Linked DNA regions of Homo sapiens: all the other regions are linked to region 1. Evidence: chromatin contacts called from ENCODE Hi-C or POLR2A ChIA-PET data. All regions are on one chromosome and are shown on one strand. Each heading gives the region's core, a stretch centred on a gene start or an enhancer-like site at or near the end of the contact. The rest is flanking DNA. Distances are from core to core; before and after follow the strand shown. Region 1 holds the start of ZBTB14 (zinc finger and BTB domain containing 14). Region 2 holds the start of CLUL1 (clusterin like 1). Region 3 holds the start of TYMSOS (TYMS opposite strand RNA). Region 4 holds the start of ENOSF1 (enolase superfamily member 1). Region 5 holds the start of TWSG1-DT (TWSG1 divergent transcript). Region 6 has its middle 85 kb from the start of NDUFV2. Region 7 overlaps RAB12 (RAB12, member RAS oncogene family).

Evidence for each region. A loop is a pair of places that touch in the nucleus more often than their neighbours do. ChIA-PET counts read pairs that join two places held with the same protein, here RNA polymerase II (POLR2A). Pooled maps may share reads with other maps.
Region 2: a loop to region 1 is called in a pooled map, with 11 times the contacts of the local background. The contact joins the promoter of CLUL1 here to the promoter of ZBTB14 in region 1. A Hi-C loop is called at or near these places in 6 of 50 pooled maps.
Region 3: a loop to region 1 is called in a map of OCI-LY7, with 7 times the contacts of the local background. The contact joins the promoter of TYMSOS here to the promoter of ZBTB14 in region 1. A Hi-C loop is called at or near these places in 1 of 168 maps with a recorded cell type or tissue (OCI-LY7), 2 of 37 single-sample maps with no recorded cell type and 9 of 50 pooled maps. POLR2A ChIA-PET finds 5 or more read pairs at or near these places in 2 of 52 experiments (OCI-LY7 and activated naive CD4-positive, alpha-beta T cell).
Region 4: a map of naive thymus-derived CD4-positive, alpha-beta T cell shows a loop between it and region 1 (8-fold over the local background). The contact joins the promoter of ENOSF1 here to the promoter of ZBTB14 in region 1. A Hi-C loop is called at or near these places in 2 of 168 maps with a recorded cell type or tissue (naive thymus-derived CD4-positive, alpha-beta T cell and vagina) and 10 of 50 pooled maps.
Region 5: a loop to region 1 is called in a map of CD8-positive, alpha-beta T cell, with 5 times the contacts of the local background. The contact joins the promoter of TWSG1-DT here to the promoter of ZBTB14 in region 1. A Hi-C loop is called at or near these places in 3 of 168 maps with a recorded cell type or tissue (CD8-positive, alpha-beta T cell and naive thymus-derived CD4-positive, alpha-beta T cell) and 16 of 50 pooled maps. POLR2A ChIA-PET finds 5 or more read pairs at or near these places in 2 of 52 experiments (CD4-positive, alpha-beta T cell and CD8-positive, alpha-beta T cell).
Region 6: a loop to region 1 is called in a pooled map, with 3 times the contacts of the local background. The contact joins the enhancer-like site here to the promoter of ZBTB14 in region 1. A Hi-C loop is called at or near these places in 1 of 168 maps with a recorded cell type or tissue (posterior vena cava) and 2 of 50 pooled maps. POLR2A ChIA-PET finds 5 or more read pairs at or near these places in 1 of 52 experiments (activated CD8-positive, alpha-beta memory T cell).
Region 7: a loop to region 1 is called in a pooled map, with 7 times the contacts of the local background. The contact joins the enhancer-like site here to the promoter of ZBTB14 in region 1. A Hi-C loop is called at or near these places in 1 of 168 maps with a recorded cell type or tissue (ascending aorta) and 4 of 50 pooled maps. POLR2A ChIA-PET finds 5 or more read pairs at or near these places in 1 of 52 experiments (MCF 10A).

What each region holds. Positions count from the first base shown.
Region 1 is chr18:5,294,465-5,296,986 of GRCh38, reverse strand. It overlaps ZBTB14 (zinc finger and BTB domain containing 14), which reads left to right and starts at 1,261. Exons shown (of 4, transcript NM_001243702.2): 1 at 1,261-1,335. RefSeq lists enhancers at 53-212, 1-615, 1,304-1,990, 1,991-2,522 and silencers at 423-842, 923-1,862.
Region 2 is chr18:595,727-598,248 of GRCh38, reverse strand. CLUL1 (clusterin like 1) reads right to left here and starts at 1,261. Exons shown (of 10, transcript NM_001393344.1): 1 at 1,120-1,261. RefSeq lists an enhancer at 281-780 and silencers at 1,203-1,322, 1,383-1,512.
Region 3 is chr18:657,041-659,562 of GRCh38, reverse strand. TYMSOS (TYMS opposite strand RNA) reads left to right here and starts at 1,272. Exons shown (of 2, transcript NR_171001.1): 1 at 1,272-1,721. It overlaps TYMS (thymidylate synthetase), which reads right to left and starts at 1,910. Exons shown (of 7, transcript NM_001071.4): 1 at 1,616-1,910. The coding sequence starts at 1,820. RefSeq lists enhancers at 1,198-1,317, 1,185-1,684, 1,685-2,186 and silencers at 1,548-1,597, 1,768-1,947.
Region 4 is chr18:711,373-713,894 of GRCh38, reverse strand. ENOSF1 (enolase superfamily member 1) reads left to right here and starts at 1,265. Exons shown (of 16, transcript NM_017512.7): 1 at 1,265-1,391. The coding sequence starts at 1,308. RefSeq lists an enhancer at 490-1,069 and a silencer at 1,021-1,340.
Region 5 is chr18:9,333,208-9,335,729 of GRCh38, reverse strand. It overlaps TWSG1-DT (TWSG1 divergent transcript), which reads left to right and starts at 1,261. Exons shown (of 3, transcript NR_183523.1): 1 at 1,261-1,593. TWSG1 (twisted gastrulation BMP signaling modulator 1) reads right to left here and starts at 957. Exons shown (of 5, transcript NM_020648.6): 1 at 810-957. RefSeq lists enhancers at 357-406, 169-669 and a silencer at 467-1,256.
Region 6 is chr18:9,016,713-9,019,234 of GRCh38, reverse strand. No RefSeq gene overlaps it. Among named protein-coding and RNA genes, the nearest start is that of NDUFV2, 85 kb to the left of the region's middle. RefSeq lists enhancers at 1,410-1,519, 1,680-1,749, 970-2,169, 1,894-2,522 and a silencer at 2,200-2,299. Within about 2 kb of position 1,259, at least 29 of the 41 ENCODE cell types and tissues checked have a DNase peak (open chromatin) inside an H3K27ac peak, as active enhancers do.
Region 7 is chr18:8,625,975-8,628,496 of GRCh38, reverse strand. All of the region lies in intron 2 of RAB12 (RAB12, member RAS oncogene family), which reads right to left. Among named protein-coding and RNA genes, the nearest start is that of RAB12-AS1, 9.1 kb to the left of the region's middle. Within about 2 kb of position 1,261, at least 4 of the 41 ENCODE cell types and tissues checked have a DNase peak (open chromatin) inside an H3K27ac peak, as active enhancers do.

The DNA.
Region 1 (2,522 bases), core at 12-2,511:
GGGACTTCCCAGCTCCCGACGCCAGACACAGGCACAGCCGCCGCGTCAGAGGGAAGGCGACGTGGTTCAACAGCAACGGAGCCATTACTGGCGCTGAGCAGGGATGTTAAGGACAGAGCCAAGTTATCAGAGCTCTCCGAATCGAGTCCAGGGTCTGGACTGCCACAGACGGGTCGCCGCCTCCAGCCCCTGGACTTTTCCTTGGAGTGTCCGGGCGCGGACCTACTAGCTCCGAAGCCCTATGGGTGATCCCTTTCTGCTGGGCAACTGGGGTTGCGCTTTACACTACAAATCGAAGACGTCGCTTTTTCCATTTGTTCTGCAAGTGTTTATTGTGCACCGTCCACTCCCCCACAAACTCAATGTGCCGGCGGCAAGAGGCAAGACCGCAGACCCGTGGGCGCGCCTCCCGGTGTCGGCCGGTGTGCGCGGAGGGCGAAAGTGGCCGGGGCGCCCGCTCCGAGACGCGGCAGAGCCCCGCAGCCTCAGCGCCCGGCCTGCGCGCGCCCGGGGGAGGCTCTGGCCCACGCACATGCACACGCACGGGAGCGCTGGCTCCCGCGTCCCCGGCGCTGCGCCGGCGCCGGGCGCGGGCGGAAGCCCACGAACCAGGGCGGGAGGGAGCTTGAGGCGGGGCGGGTGTCCGCGAGCAGCGCTCGTGCTTAAGTTCCCTGGCTCCCGAAGCCCCGCCCTTGCCCCGCCCACTCCTTCTCCCGCGCGCGGGCTCCGCGCGCCCCAAGCCGCGCGCGTGCGCGCGCGTGCGCAGGCCAGGGCCCTCCGGGGGCGGCCCCGTAGTCTCCAACGAAAGCGTCGGCAAGGGCCCGGATTAACCCTTTCTTTGCTCGCCCACTTAGAGACCCGGTCGGGTTCCGTGCCTGCGCAAGCCGGCGGCGCGCCTTCCCCCCAGCCCGCACCGCGCATGCACGGGAAGGGGGGGGCGGTGGGGGTGTTCACGGCCGGCTAGACATTCTGTGCTCGTGCAGGAGGAGGGCTGCTACCATCAGGGACGTGCACGATTTCCCCCACCCCGCCCCCTCCCCAAACTCCAAAAAAAAATCCAAAACACACTGCCACCCACCGTGCCCCCGCGCCCCGAGCCCCTCCGGTCCCGGCCTGCGTTTGCTAGCGAGCGCGGGGAACCCACGGCAGTGTCTGTGCCTGTGCCAGGCTGCAGGTAAGCGCGGGCCAGGGTGCGGAAGGGGCTGGGGCCGTCCGCAAGGCGGGCGCGGGGGCGGCCGGCGGCTGGCGGGGCGGCCCGGAAGACGCGCGTTCTCGCCGAGCTCTGGGGCACCAGCCAGCTCCAGGATGTGCGGCGGCCGCCAGCGGCGCGGCGCGGTGCGAGCGGGGACGGGCGTGGGCCAGGGTTGGGCGTGGGGCCGGGGCGCCCCGGGGGCCGCGCGGGCCGGCGAGCGGGCTCGGGGAGCGGCCAGGCGGCGGCGGCCCCGCGCGCGCGCTCGCAGAGCCTCGGCGGCCGAGTTCATGGCCGCCCCCGCTCGCACCGCCGCAGTGCACCGCGGTGGGGGTGGGGACGGCCCGAACCCAGCGCGGAGCGCGGCCCGCCGGGCGCCGCCCCTCCGAGCCGCGGGCCCCGCCGCGCCGCCTACAGCCGCCGGCGGAGGAGGGGGCCGGGACCCAGCGCACGCACTCCCGGGTGCGCCCGCGGAGCTTGGGTTAGCCGGCCGCGCGCCGCCCCCGCCCCCGGCCGCGGGAGGGCGGGGGAGGGCCCGGCGCGAGCTGGCCGGGGAGTGCGCGGGGCGCGAGCTCCGGGCTCGCGGGCGGAGCGGGGCGCGGCGCGGCGCGGGGCTGCGGAGCCGGCCGCACGCCCGCTCCCGCTCGTCGCGCCGCCGGGGCCGCCGCGGGCCGCAGTCCCTCCCTGCGCGCTCCGAGCCGCGGTCCCAAGCCTGCGCTCGACGTCTGATTATGAAAGGGAAAGTGGCCCTTTCACCACCTGGCTCCCAGGCTGGGAGCTTTTGTCTGGGAAGGAGTGCAAACGGCCTCCTCCACTCCCCACCTCCCAGGCCCAAAGAAATTGAGAGGGAGGACTCGATACGCCTTGAGGGCTTCTTGGGTCTGCGCTTGGCTCCCTGCTTCCTCCCGACTCCGAAGTTGCAAGCTTGCAACAAGGAAGTCGTGCAGCCGCCATTGTCGGGCTGCCCGGGGCAGGGGAGGCGGCTGCAGCTGCTTATGTAAGTTTTTGGCTTTGCGGGAAGCCCGGCTCCCTGCACTGTAACGCGGCTTAGCGCGCCCGCAGTTTGGAGAGCAATTAGGAAGGGGCAGCCTTATTATGAAGGTGGTGTTGGGGCTACGTCTTTTCCTACACCTGCCTACACAGATGCTGGCAACAGCTGTCTTCCAGTTTTGACTCACCTGAACTGAGCAATTGGACATCTCAATGGCAAGGGGGGCGGGGCGGGGAGGAGGCGGCTTTGGACACACATGGTCTCTCTTCCAGGTCTCATACATCTTGAGAGAGAGAGGGGAGAGGGGCGAGTGGCCAAGTACACACTAGCCAAAACAACAAC
Region 2 (2,522 bases), core at 12-2,511, 4.7 Mb after region 1:
TTTCCCATGGTAGTTCATCATTCTCTATTTATGGCATTTTTATTAGGTAACAGTATCTCATCTCTTCCCGATAATTGTGCTGCTGCATATTTTTAGAAACTTTTCCACCCGCCATTGTCAGGGACTGAGGAGTTGCATTAATGTTGAGTTTGAAAATTCTGTTCTTGCATCAGGCAGGTAAAAGTGGCCTTATTAGTATTTCTGTTTTCAATGTCTGGAGAAAAGTCCCAGGGAGAGAAAAACAAGATAAAGCATCATGTTGTCCACTGGTAAAATCTGTACGTGGAAAGTAGGCTAAGCTAGAGTAATCGGTTTAAGGTAGCAGTTAATAGTGTCTGCAGCTCTTTACTTCGTTAACCTCAGTTAACCAGGACCTGGCACAATGGGGATTGAAATCAGGGGGCTTATCCACAGTTTCCTCAAATACTGATTTTATCAAGTTGGGCTGATAATTCCATAAACTGTATGAGCATTGATAGTTAGATGTGATCGTTTTCAGAGTGATTCTTTTTCTGCTTGGGTTTATTTATTTATTTATTTTGAGACAGAATCTCACTGTGTTGTCCAGGCTGGAGTGCAGTGGCGCAATCTCGGCTCACTGCAACCTCCGCCTCCCGGGTTCAAGCGATTCTCCTGCCTCAGCCTCCCAAGTAGATGGGATTACAAGCATGCACCACCACAATCGACTAATTTTTGTGTTTCACCATGCCGGCCAGGCTGGCCTCCAACTCCTGACCTCAAGTGATCGGCCCCCCTCGGCCTCCCAAAGTGTTGAGATTACAGGCGTGAGCCACCACACCCGGCTCCGCTTAGTTTTTGCCAGTAGTTTTGCAGGGATGGTGTGTCTCCCCGCCTCTACCTCCTCCTCCTGTTTTGAAAAAGAGAATAAACGTATTGGAACAGCCCAGGAGATTGCCTGAGTTTTGCTGGCAGCCTCTGAAGCAGCCCACAGTATTTCTACCTTCCCCGGCAAGAACAGTGGCTTTGTTCTGTCCGCGCCGGAGGGGCCGGGCGTCTGCGGAGCTCGGCCTTGGACTTGGGAGCGGCTTTCTCTGGCTCTCCGGAGAAATGGGCAAGAGCGGCGAGGAGAGAAATCTGGGGCCCGGAGGATGTTCTCACCTGTCATTCCTAAGATGCGCTTGAGTGCTGCCCCCTGGAGGCGTCTGTGCCACCGGCTGGAAGTCAGCCGAGGGCACAGGGTGTCAGCAACCTCCAGGGTGGAAACCAACCCCGCGGCCCGGGCCTGCAGGTGACGCAGGGTGGGCGGGGCCTGCAGACGCCGGGTGGGCGGGGCCTGCAGGTGACGCCGGGTGGGCGGGGCCTGCAGACGCCGGGTGGGCGGGGCCTGCAGGTGACGCCGGGTGGGCGGGGCCTGCAGACGCCGGGTGGGCGGGGCCTGCAGGTGACGCCGGGTGGGCGGGGCCTGCAGACGCCGGGTGGGCGGGACCTGCAGGTGACGCCGGGTGGGCGGGGCCTGCAGAGGACCTGCGCGTCCGGATCTGAAGCGAGCAGAGCCCTCTCTACTCCAGCTGAACGGTGATGGTCGTCAGGAAGGAATGTGGGCTCACTGTGGAAAGAACATTCAGTTTTTCAAAAGAAGACAGAAATAGGGATGCTTATGTGAAATTCCTGATTTTTCAAACTTGGCAACTTAATTCAGTTAAAAAAAAAAAAGCATTTCTATGGCAGGACCACGAGTCATAGGTAGAACGCCTTGTACACATTAGAAAGAGAGCCTCGCTCTGGGCAGATAAAGCAGGAGGGGAAAAAAGTAGTGGGTCAAAGGTGCCTCTGAGCAGTTGCTCCCCTGCCCGACTGCTGGGCTTAATGCGATGGTCATGGCTGGATGTCAGCCTCCCTGTGGGGACACTGACACAGCTGCAGCAGCCCTGAGAGAGTCGCCAAGTGGGCCTGCCCATGCCAGGTGCTGTCCTTGGGCCCCAGGTTCACAAACTCTGGATGCTGGAACAGGTAGCCAGAGAGGGCAGGAAAGGCAGTGCAACTTGCAAGTCTACCCTTGTTAAAGGGCCCTACAATTGTAAAATTTCATGCCCCCCATATCCCAAACATCCTCTCCGTATTCCTGGATGATGAACGTTGGCTTGGGAGGCATGTTTACTCTAGGCAATATTTTTCTGAGGTTATTATACTCTGTGTGTGAGGAAGATTCATCTATGTATCCACTTTATCTTTTGGGAGTACATTTCACCTGTTGTTATTTTTAACATCTTCCCTTGATTGACCTGCTCGTGCTGGACCTCTTTAAATTATTTCTAATTCTGACAACATCCTGACAAGGTAATATAATTCCACTTACTTTACAAATAAAGACACTGAGGCTTCAAGAAGTAATTTTTCCCCAGACCAGCTAGGAAATGGCTGTGCAGAGCTTCAAACCCAGGTCTGTCTTACTAGGAGGCTGATGACTTTGATACTTCTACCTGAGATGGCAAAGTCTGTGTCTCTTCTCCCTGACGTCATCTAATGAAGATCTATGCTGTCTGAGCACTTAATGCCTAAGA
Region 3 (2,522 bases), core at 23-2,522, 4.6 Mb after region 1:
CCCTGGGACGTGAGGCCCTGGAGCATCCAGAAAGCCTAGACTCCCGCAAAGTGGGCCAGAGATCACGGTGGAGCTCCCAGGCTGCAAGTCCCATCAGTGGCCCGATTCAGGCTGAGACAGCACTTCTGTGCCCCGGTGACCAGTGGACACAGGAATTCCACACAGTGAGATGGTGGCGAGGGCAGGGATGAACATGTGGCAAAAGGGAGGAGCTATCATCCACTGCCCACTAGTGCTAATCCTGTCACAAAGGTGTGAAGACAACACCAAGCATGTGTCCCAGGAACAAAAAGGGAGGCATCAGAAGTGTCGAGCCACAGAGAAATGAAAGTGTAAAAACTTATCTTTAAATGCAGTCCTCGTTCATCCGCACTCGCTTGTGGTACAGTTTATATTCAGACAACAGAGAGATTTTTGCAAGCACCTGCTTTTATCAGAATTGCCTACTAAGCATTATTTTCTCCATTTTTAACATATAGGGAAGCTATATGAGAAGTAACTTGCTCAATGTCTAAGCAGAAAGGTGGGTTAAAAATGAGGTCTATGGCTCATCAAAGGCCCCTGGGCTTGGAGCTGCAGAAAAGTGGATCCCTCTCCTCAGACAAAACTCCCCACGCTGTCCCACGCCAATCAGCCACAGCAGCTGCTATGTATTCGTCTCTAGATGGGTCCGTGGGCCGGAGGGCTTTTCCGCTAGCTACAGTGAATCTGCTTCACCACGAATGGGTTTCCCCATTCAAAACCACCTCCACCCCTGTGTCAAGGCTGCGCTCCATTTATCTGAGCGGTCAAGGTCAGCCCCTGGCTCACACACCTTCGAGTCCCCTCCCCCGCGCAGCTGGCGCAGGATCCAGGACGGCAGGACGGTGTGGCCTTAGGGAGGGCCAACGGCTGCCTAACGTCCTGTGCCCACCCCGCCCCGCCCCACTGTCCCCTGAAAGCCTGGCGCCAATGACCCGCGAGACATTTTTTGCCTGGGGTGCTCCTGTCGGAAAGGAAAGAGGAAAGGACGACTAAGAACTTATACTCGAACTCCCGAATTTCTCTTTTCAAGGTTTAAGAGGAAAGCTGGTTCGTGGGGATTGGATGGGAGGCCACCAGGAAACCAAGTTCCCGCGCCAGCTTCAGTGCTCTCCTCTTCCCGCCGCCTTTGCCCCGCCCACATCACTTTCGCTCCAGTTTTTGAAAACGCTGCGAAGCGGAATGGTCCACAGGGGAAAACGGAGGAGGGGCCAAAGCCAGGACTTTGAGACCGGCGCGCGGTCAAGCCCAGGCAGCTCTCCCTAACCCTCCAGCACTGGGCAAACGCTGCCCGATGACGCCCGCCTCGGGGGCCACGGCATCACTGGGGCGACTGCGAGCCCGGCCGCGGAGCCGCTGGGACGCGGCTTACCTCCCGGCTGTCGCTGCTGTGTGTGTTGCCCGCGCCAGTCACGTCCCTAATGGGACCCTCCGTTTCGGCGTCTGTAAGGCGAGGAGGACGATGCGTCCCCTCCCTCGCAGGATTGAGGTTAGGACTAAACGGGGTCCGCAGCGCCCGGCAGCTCCCGAGCGCTCTCCCCAGCCGCGCCTCCCTCCTTCCCGCCACCCGTCCCGCAGGGGCCCGCGGCGTCACCTCTCAGGCTGTAGCGCGCCTGCATGCCGAATACCGACAGGGTGCCGGTGCCCGTGCGGTCGTCCTTCCTGACGCCGCAGCGGAGGATGTGTTGGATCTGCCCCAGGTACTGCAGCTCCCCGTGCGGCGGACGCGGCTCGGCGTCCCGCTCCTGTGCGGCGGGGGGCAAGGGCCGGCGCGGCAGCTCCGAGCCGGCCACAGGCATGGCGCGGCGGGCGGGGGACGGAGGCAGGCGAAGTGGCGCGGCGGGACGGAGGCAGGCCAAGTGGCGCGGCGGGACGGAGGCAGGCCAAGTGGCGCGGTGGCAGGACCCCTTCCGCGCGCCTTTTCCCGCGGCCGTCCCGCGCTCCGCCTCTTCCTGCTCGGCGGGGTCGCGGCGGCCCCCGCTCTAGAGAGCGTGCGCCAGGGGGAAACGCAGGAGCCACGGGTGTGGCACAGAACGGAGCCCAGGGCCACAGCTGAGAGTCTTAGGAAACCCGGGAACCTGGATGCAGGTGCGGTGGCTGGGAAGGACTGCGCCCTTTGGGAACCGTCTGGTCGACCGCGCCTTCTCTAAGCCAGCAGCACAGTTCCCACGTTTTCCTGCGGTCTTGTCAACAAAACTGCTGTTTGAGATCTGTTTCCTACAACTAATAAGGGATTTGCATTTCCATTTCTTCGTTCTCACTGAAGCAACCGAAGCAAGTGGTATAATGCAGCTTTTCTACTTGATTAAAAACCGCCAGGGCGCTGGACGCGGTGGCTCACGCCTGTAATCCTAGTACTTTGGGGGGCCGAGGCGGGTGGATCACCTGAGGTCAGGAGTTCAAGACCAGCCTGGACAACATGGTGAAACCCCCGTCTCTACTAAAAGTACAAAAATTAGCTGGGCGTGGTGGCTACTTGGGAGGCTGAGGCAGAAGAATTG
Region 4 (2,522 bases), core at 16-2,515, 4.6 Mb after region 1:
TCATTGATTTTTCTTTGTTGCTTTCCTGTTTTCAATTTCACAGGTTTCTGCTTTAATTTTTATTATTTCTTCTCTTCTGCTTACTTTGGATTTTCTTTTTATTTCTTTTTATTTATTTATTTTTGAGACACAGTCTCACTCTGTCGCCCAGGCTGGAGTGCAGTGGTGCGATCTCGGCTCACTGCAACCTCCGCCTCCTGGGTTGAAGCGATTCTCCTGCCTCAGCCTCCCGAGTAGCTGGGACTGCAGGCGCCCGCCACCACGCCCGGCTAATTTTTTGTATTTTTAGTAGAGACGGGGTTTCACCGTGTTAGCCAGGATGGTCTCGATCTCCTGACTCGCCATCTGCCCGCCTTGGCCTCCCAAACTGCTGGGATTACAGGCGTGAGCCGCCCAGCATCTTTTTTTTTTTTTTTTTTTTTTTGAGTCGGAGTCTTGCTCTGTCGCCCGGGCTGCAGTGCAGTGGCGCGATCTCAGTTCACTGCAAGCTCCACCTCCCGGGTTCAGGCAGTTCTGCCTCAGCCTCCCGAGTAGCCGGGACTACGGGCGCGCACCACCACGCCCTGCTAATTTTTGTTTTTAGTAGAGGCGGGATTTCGCCGTATTGGCCAGGCTGATTTCAAACGCCTGACCTCAGGTGATCCGCCCGCCTCGGCCTCCCGAAGTGCTGGGATTACAGGCTGAGGCACGGTACGGGGACCTCATCTGCATCAGTACGGGTGTAATCAATGATGACCTGCCTCTTAATTTATCAGGTGGCAAACTGAGGCTGTGGGCACTGAAAGAGACCTAGCATTTTCTAGGGCACCGCTCTCCTGGGTACGCTGGCGACAACCAGCGGCCTCGGCTTGGGAGCTGAGCCACTGGCCGGAATCTGCCGCTGAGCGAATGCACTCGCTCAGACCCGACTTCTCCCTCTAGGGCGCGGCTCCCGGGCAGGTCCCTTCACGAGTCTTCCATCCGAGCAGAGCAGGGTCCCGCGGAGGCGCCGACCGGGCGCGAGGCCTCCTGCCTGCCCAGGTTCCCCGGCGACCCTGAGCGAACCCTCTCGGGGTCAGCTCCGTCTAGGCTGAGAAGGGAACGGCGGAAGGCGGAGTGCGCCCCCGGGAGCCCGGAGCTGGGACTGCAGCTCCCATGGGGCCAAGTTCACGGGGTGCGGCCGCGCGGCCAATGAGCGCCCTCTATGCCCTGACGGTGCCCCGCCTCGCGGCGCTGCCGCGCTCCCGCCCTCCCGCCCTCCCGCCGCGCGCTCGGGATCCCGACCAGTCCTGACCGCACGGGGGCCGCGGCCACGGGGCGCAGGGGCCATGGTGCGCGGCAGGATCTCCCGGCTCTCGGTCCGGGACGTGCGCTTCCCCACGTCGCTTGGGGGCCACGGCGCGGACGCCATGGTAAGCGCGGACGCCATGGTAAGCGCGGACGCCATGGTAAGCGCGGACGCCATGGTAAGCGCGGACGCCATGGTAAGCGCGGACGCCATGGTAAGCGCGGACGCCATGGTAAGCGCGGACGCCATGGTAAGCGCGGACGCCATGGTACGCGCGGCTTGCGGCCCGGGTCCCTCCCGCCCCGCCGACTGCAGCTCTGCGGGCCCCGGGCAGCTTCCCGACTTCGAACCCATTGCTTCTGTAAAGTGGGAGGCGCGCCTGGGGGAGACACTCGCTTTTCATGCCTTGGAGCAATTGTATAAGTATCCAGAAACTTTCCACTCTCCTGGGTTTTTTCTTTGCTGGAGTTTAGAATATCCTGGTTTTACTTTTACGACTCACATTTTGCTGGAAATGGTAGAATGCATAATAGGCAATAGCAGCAAAATGATTTTGTTGGGTTCCCGCCAGTGGAAACCCTAGAGCACAGCGCTCGCTGGCTTCCTCTGTACCCTGAACGCGACGGGGTTGGCGCTGAGGGAGAACGGGAAGCCCGGGGCTGGGAGTTTTGAGTGGTGATCCCGCTTCCACAACTTGCTGTGTGACTTGGAGAAGTTCCAGACCTCTCTGGGTCTCTTGGACCCGTCTGTGTAATGAAGGTGTCACAGTCGGGTTGAGAAACCAAGCGCGTGCTAACTGCGTCACATGAGAGGGCGCTCTCGTGAAATTACCCGCAAACACGCTTAGAAAGGACTGATGCAAATGTCAGTTCGTCTTAAGAGATGTAATAAAGTAAGGGCAGGAACTCTGACTCCTACCTAAATATTGAAGGTCTTTTTTGCTTACTGAGGGTGTTAGAATGTCAGGCCTTCCCTCCCCTGCCCCCGTCTAGAGCGGTGTTTCCCAAATACAGTGGGTTCTGTGCAGGGTTTTCAGGGAGCCTGTTCCCCACTGGGTCCTCACTGCCCCTCGTAGTCCACTGATGAGATTGGCCGCGCTAGAAAAGCAGAGTTGTATGGGTATGTAGTGAATGTGTGAAAGTATGCTGGGAAGTGAGGAACGGCAATGTTAGGAAAATGGTTACCAGTAGGGAGGGAAGGAAATGGGGTCACGGAGGGGACCACGAGGTCTCTAATTCCCATTGTAATGTTTTAC
Region 5 (2,522 bases), core at 12-2,511, 4.0 Mb before region 1:
TCGTTACTGAGGCTCACAAAGCATTCCCTAAAGACCGTTAGTAACTAATTTTCTAATGTATCTAACGCCGCATACCAAGTAGGATGATTTCTGGAGCAACCAGTACATATTTGCGGAGGCCAAATAAGGTTATTTGGAGACTAACTGTCGTGGAACTAGTTTTCATCCTACAACCATGAAAACTGGGATTTCCCCCCTTTCCCATCTTTTACGGTTGTCTTATGAAATGTTCCACAAATTCATCTTACTCCCCAAATTTCACTGGAAAAAGTATTCAAGTAACTACGACCATGTCGAAATCAGGTAATAGAATTAAAGGACTTATCTTTTCCTAAGGAGTTAGAAACCATCATGCATCAAAATTGTTTCGCATACATCACGCCCAAGTTTCTCGTTAAGGGAGATGGCACTGACAGCGACCAGGGCAGAGCCGAGCCTCTGTAGAGCGGTGCCAGGGCCCCGAAGGCGCCGGACGCCCCGCGAGGCAGAGGCCGGTAGCGGTGTGGGGGACCGGGCACCCGGAACCACCCCCACCCCGGCTCGGCCGACGCGGGCTGCGGAGGACGCGGGCCGGCCCAGAGATGGTCTGGACCAAAGCGGCGCAGAGATGCTGCTGGCTCCCGGCGTCCGGCCTGTGCGCCCGCGCCCAGCACCCCCACTTTGTCCTCCGCGCAGCCGGGCCCAGGCTTCTCCCGGCCCCCGCGAAGCTCGCCGCGGCCCCGGGCCTCTAGAGGGCCGAGCTCGGCGCCCGGCCCCTTCCCAACCAAGAGGCCAAGAGGCTGCACAACCCCCCAGCCGCTCCCACTCACCATGCGCCACGGTCCCGCGAAGTCGCCCACCCCTAGATCCCCGCCGGGTCGGCCGAGCCCGGGGCGCGCTGCGGCGGCTTTGAGTGCGAGGCCAGGCCGCGCCTCCCGCCGTCCCCTCAGCGCAGCGCCCGCGAGCCTCGGGCACCTTAAAGAGACAGGCCCGCCCGCCGCCCTCCTCCCGGCTCCTTGCTCCCCGCCCCTGCTCCCCTCTTCCCCTCCGCCCCCGCTGGGGTCCACAGCCGCCAGCTCCCGCCAGGAGGCGTCTCTCACTCCCCCGGCGCTCCTGTCAGCGCGCACGCCCCCATCTCGGCCCCGCCCACTCCCCCCGCCCCTCCCAACGCCACGCCCCCTCCGCGCCACCCGGTTTCGCCCCTCCCTCGTGCCACGCCTCCACCGCAGGCTCCCGCCCGCCCGCCGGCCCGCAGGCCACGCCCCCAGGCGCACCCACCCCAGCTGCTCAACGCGATTTCCCTTCGCGCTTCTCCGCACCGGGATCCCCAGTCCCTCAGGTTCCGACAGACCCTCCTGTCAGGCCCATTCTCCGGGCCCCCTCAGTTGCAGTGTTAAGATCAACAGTGTTAAGATTAAAGCCTTGTGATGTGCTAGCCACTACGCTGAGGATATGCCGTGTACTAAAATTCCTCAGGACTCCTCACAGCTGCCCTGTAAGGAAGCGGCCATGGCCGGGTTCTAGCGATGCGAGGCCGAGGCTCGGGGCGCTGAGTAGCCTAGCGCGTCGCCGAGGAGAGCTGGCACGTGAACCCCTTGTCGTTTGCCGTCAGAGGTAGGATTTATATAAAATGCGCGTTTCCTAGGTCTACCTCAGACCTACTGAATAAGGATCTCCAAGGGTAGAGCTTTCGAACTTCGTTCACCAATTCGATAAAACTTGCCAGGCTCCTTGTGAGTGGCTGGCGCTGAGCTCTGCATCGGAGCTCTGCATCGGGAGTCGAGAAGAGGGGGCGCCATGGATCCGGGCGCGGAGGTCGCGCAGCCTAGGTAGAAGGTGCGCGGTTAGCACGTAGGTTAAAAACATTGAGAATGACACTCAGTTCTTTCCCACAACTCTGGGTTGCTTTTTTTTTTTTTTCTTTTGAGACAAGGTCTCACTCTCACCAGGCTGGAGGGCAGTGACAACATCAGGCTCGCTGCAGCCTCCACCTCCTAGGCTCAAGCAATCCTCCCGCCTCAGCCTCCCGAGTAGCTGGGGCTACGGGCGCGCACCACCACGCCTGGCTAATATTTTATTTTTTTGTAGATATGGAGGTCTTGCTATGTTGCCCAAGCTGGTTTCAAATTTCGGGGCTCAAGCGATCCTCCCACCGCGGTCTCCTAAATCGTTGGGATGACAGGTGTGAACCATAGTGCCCGGCCGGAATTTGCTTTTTAAAGAAGATTCCAGGGTGATTAAGTTAGAGCCCGCTAGACCAGACCGTCCGCGGGGCACCTTCCCTTGGAAATGATGACCTAGTGTCAAACCCTTATGCTGGTAAATCGTAAATGCCTACCACCCACCTTTGTTGATTGGAAGGAAACAGAATGAAAACAGCTGATTGGCTGGGGGTGGATTGCATTACTGATGTTAGCCCACTTTTGTACAATAAATATGGGTTTTAAAAATCATCCTTGAAAATTATCCTAGAGAAATAATTAAGGGTATACCCAAATTTAAGTATAAGAATCTTATTCTTGGCATTATATACTAGTTAAGTG
Region 6 (2,522 bases), core at 10-2,509, 3.7 Mb before region 1:
GAAAACCAAATACTATGTATTCCCATGTATAAGTGGGAGCTAAATAATGAGAACACGTGGACACAAAGAGGGGAACAACACACACTGGGGCCTACTTGAAGGCAGAGGGTGGAAGGAGGGAAAGGATCAGAAAAAATAACTACTGGGTATTAGGCTTAGTACCTGGGTGATGAAATAATCTGTACAACAAACCCCCATATCATGAGTTTACCTATATAACAAACCTGCACATGCATCCCTGAACCTAAAATAACAGTTTTAAAAAAAGAAAAAGGTGGAAATAGTTGTGTTCATTTCCTGTGGTTTCTGTAACAAACTACTATTAATTTAGTGGTTTAAAATAGCACACATTTATTCACTGCTAGTTCTGGAGGTCAGAAGTCTAAGGAACACTGCCTTCCTGGAGGCTCTAGGAAACAATCCATTTCCTTGCCTTGTTAGCTTCTTGAGGCTGCATGCATTCCTTGGTTCATGGCCCCTTCCTCCATCTTCAAAACCAACAGTATAGCATCTTCCAAGCTCTCTTTTTTTCGGACTCTGACCCTTCTGCCTCCCCCTTAGAAGGTCACCTGTGGTTACATTGGGCCCACTGGGGTCATCCAGAATAATCTCCAATCTCAAGATCCTCAGTTCAATCACATCTGCAAAGTCCTTATTCCACATAAAGTAACAAATTAATAGGTTCTGGGGATTAGCACATGGACATTTTTGGGAGGCCATTATTCTGACAACCACAGAAGTATATTAATTTTTGTTTATATTTGCATAATGATACACTGGAAGGATGTATTAAAAAGCAGTAAAAGTGGTTGCTTATGGGGGCAGAGAGGAATGAGAACAGCATGGAAGTGAGAATTCTTAATGTATATCATTTTATGAGGATTTGATATCTGAATATATGAGTGAATTATCTATTCAAAAATAAAATGAATAGTAAGTAGGGCCTGTTTAGTTTCAGGTATCTCTAGCTAGGGACACTTAGATTTTTATAAATTCAGATGTCATGGACATAACACTAAAATGGCTGAATTGATCCTATAGATTCGGAACCACATGAGTTTACTTACATGCAATGAACTATACATTCTACACACAGCAAGTTCTGGAATCTGTCTTCAGTTCCTTCTCACGAAGGAAATGTGAAGTCAGTGTGACTAACCAGTGGCTCCGGTTCACCCTGGGACATCTTAGTATGGTTCAGGCTGCCCAGCTCTTCCTGTGGGCACGGTGTTCCCTGACTTCAGGATTTTAGGATAAGCTGCAGCCAGGTCGTGGTCTTTGCTGTGCACTCACTTACGCTGGGGTGATTTGCATTTTCAGCCTCTCCCTGTCAAATGAACTGCACTGGGCCAGGTTTCAGGAACTCTGCGCCCACCTCACTGAGATAGGGGGAGGGAGGATAGGTCCTCGTGTCCTTAAAGCACTTTAGTCCCTGAGGCTGCTGCTTGGTGTTTGTGTGTGAGCCAGCTCTGACTCACCAAATCGAGAAGAAAAAACTTCCACCGAGGACAATGTGCCAAGGAAATGTGCTCAGGCCCACGCGGCAGTGAGTCCAGCAGTTGGGACGGAACCTGAGAGGAGGCAGTTGGGGAAATAAACAGAGCGCCAACTCAACAGTCAGCGCCCCTGTGCATCGCAGCGCAACCTGCGATGGGAGAGGTTTCTCTGCCTTCGTGGCCGCTTCCTTAACAGATTCATGATTGGCAGGTGGCCTGCGAGCTCTCACATGCGTGCGGTGGGCGCCCCAGGGACTGCCCCTCCTTTGGCAGGAGCCTGGTTTGTGTTTATTTTTGGTTGTGCCAGAGGGAAACTGCACTTTGAGGAAGAAAAACAATTGCTGGTTGTTTAGGAGGAGCAGTCTAATCCGAGACGGCCTTGTCTTCTGCAGAAAACAAGCGGGGCGCAAATCAACCCAGGCGCAGCCAAGGGGCCGCGGTCGCGCTGAGTCACAGCCCGCTCAGAGCTCAGCGTGACTCAGGGCTGGCCGCCTCCCTGAGGCATCTGTGAGTGATCCCAGCCGCAGGAGGCGGCATCTCTTTCGTCTACGGCTCCTCCAGACTCATTTCCTTCCTCTGGAGGTTCAGGTGTCCCTGTGGGGCGTGGTTGGGGGTACGAGGCACCTCTGCGTGCAGTTCCCAGAGAGCGCCCACCCGGCAGGGCCCTGGGCCTCACGGCCTGGCTGAGGGGCTAGGCCTGCCTGGCCCCGCCTCCGCCACAGGCTGTGCCCTCAGACCTTGCCAGCATCTTTCCAACACACCCATTAGTCTCAAGGTCAAGTCGGGTGAGAGGGCCTGGAGGGATTATAACAATAGAAATGTAAGACAAAGTAGCAAATGTAAGAAGCCACGTGCCTCCTTTCTGCCTGCAGTAGAATTTCACAAAGCCCCAGACCCCTGGCAACTTGCAGCTCTGGGGAAAGACGCTTTGAGGACAAAACAGGCTACAGCACACGACCCCCAACTCTCTTGCCTGAGTCACTATATTCCTTAAAACATAAATGAGGCCAGGAGCAGTGGCTCACG
Region 7 (2,522 bases), core at 12-2,511, 3.3 Mb before region 1:
TGGGCCTGGCTCTGAAGGCTGGGGGTAGAAAAGCATGTTTCTTTGAGAGACGATTCCACACTCCCAAAATATTTGGGTTGAGAAAGCTTTTATTTTCTATTCCTCTCAAAAGTGCCTTTGCTTGATTTATTTCCCTTACATACTAAATTATCTACTATCAGGTACGGCCAAAGAATAATAAATGAAATGTTGATTCCATTCAGCAAGTATTTCTTAAATATCTACCGTGTGCCAGCACCATAAAAATCCCACACAAATCTCTCCTTTTCAGAAAATTAGATTACATCAATGCACTGATCATGCTTTCACCTTTCTATGAAAAGGCAGAATCCTAATATTTCCCTCTTTTTCCCCATAAACTTGAGTTTTCACTGTAATGATAAGGTGCGGATTTCTAGAGGTTTGCAAGTTATGAACGTCAGCTCAATCATCGTTTACTACAGTTAGCATGCCACCTTATTCTGATTTTTCTATCTGGTTTTTGTGCAATTGAAAAATTCCTGCAATTCTGTTTTCCCAGTTTGGTGATACAACAACGCTTGGAGAATTCAAAGCCTCTTATTTGCTGTATTTAATATAGCCACTTAAATTATTTAATTACTAATTTTCAGGGCACACGCCAATATAGGGTATGAAATATTCCCCCTCTTCCAAGCAGAGAACAAAAGGAATGATGCTGACCTAAGAACGCTGGTTAAAACAAAGTCCCCCAACAGTGGACTGGTCCGACAGGCAGAACAAAGGGCCCTTATATGAAGCATTTCAATTCTGTGTTTGCCTAAAGGTAAGAGGCAAATTTCACGGCTTCAAGTCCATTTCAACACAACTCCAAGTTCACTGTAAATAATTTCTAGGACACCATTTGGATATAAATTCATCAAACTACATCCTAGTCAACATGTTTTATTTTAGCTACTTACATAAAGTTCTAACATTCATGTAGAAATACTTTAAAGTACAGAGAAGAGAAAAATGGTCCTTTTTCTGACCACAGGTAATCAACAAACTGAAATATGTGGCAATGACATAAAACGTGACGTAAAAATGTAACAGACACCTGCAGCTTTTGGTACTTTTAGCTTTTAGGAATCTATAGTAAATAATGCACTTCTTCCAACAAGATCCTCCTATGAAAACCGAATGGCAATGCTTTCATGCCAGTCTAGAAAATCGGAGCAGAGCTATCTATTATTAGCATAGCACAATCCACTGCGCCTCCTTGAGGGACCGTTTCCAGCTACACAGGCGCCTTCTATGCCCTCAATGGATGAGAGTGAAACGACGACAACACGCCCACAACAAAGCAGGTTACACCAGCAGCAGCACAAGGGCTGTGCCTCACTCCTAAAGAAGCCACGCATTACTTTAAAACAGTAATACAAATTACAATCATGATTCTAACACTTCCTTTTTACCTGCTGCATAGCAATAATGAAGGAAAAGGTTTTCATCTTTTAAATAAAATATTTCAGAAGATAAAAATCTTATTTTGAGTATTATGTGATCAACAAAATGGCTGGCCTGTAGTAGATATATGAGTCACTGTTCAAAACCTTCCTGCAGGAAAAGAGTCACTGGAATATTCCATGTAGAAAACTTGCAATCAACCATTCCGTAAGTCCAATCCATTTCATTCTTCCTCCCTTAGTTACGCTCTTTGCCCATGCTGTACAGCTGCACAGATTTAGAGAATGAAAAAGTAGTAAAGAGTCAAGGGAGAATCAGGAGAGGGAGAGGGGTCATTTGGAGAATGCTTTCATATACAAGAGAAAAATGGTTTCTGAGTGCCCGCTGCTCTTCGTGGAGCCACAGTATCTCACTTTCTCCCCGAGGGGGATTCCATCAGGTAGGGCCCTCTTATCTCAGAGTCAAGGACATTGTAGTCAGATTCCAGGAGTGTACAATGTCACCAGCATAGACTTAGTGGGCAGAGCTCCAGGGAGGCACCAGGACATTTGGACATACTTTATAAATCATTTGGACATACTTTATAAAGAATACTGCCGCCAAAGATGAAGATGGAAGTATTAATGCATTAATTAAGACATGTGCCACAGTCATCAGGCATGGCTGTCACCAAGGCAGGCGTCACACATTCTAATAATGTTTACATCACTTTTGTGGGGCAATATTCTCATCAGAAAGTACCTCACACAGGTACTAGGAACAGAGAGAGGCATATCCCAAATCCTTGTGAAGATGGTCTTTACCTTATAGAGCTTATAATTAGAAACAGCAGCTTGTGTGCCAAACACTTTGTTGCCATTTCCAGCGTTTAAAAGCTGGGCAGCAATGCACAAAAAGTCTGCGGGACTAGCACAGGAAGAAATATCTATTTGTTGTTTATTCAAGTATTTAGACAAGACCTAATGTTTCATAATCAAGCCAAAAATGAAAATATGCAGACCAAATGCACAACAGAAAAGAAAACGAACAAAAACCCAAATCAAAAAATCTTAGAAGTGTGTTATACAGTGAAGGGTGACCAAATGAAGATATTACCTCAGACACCTCCAGAAGGC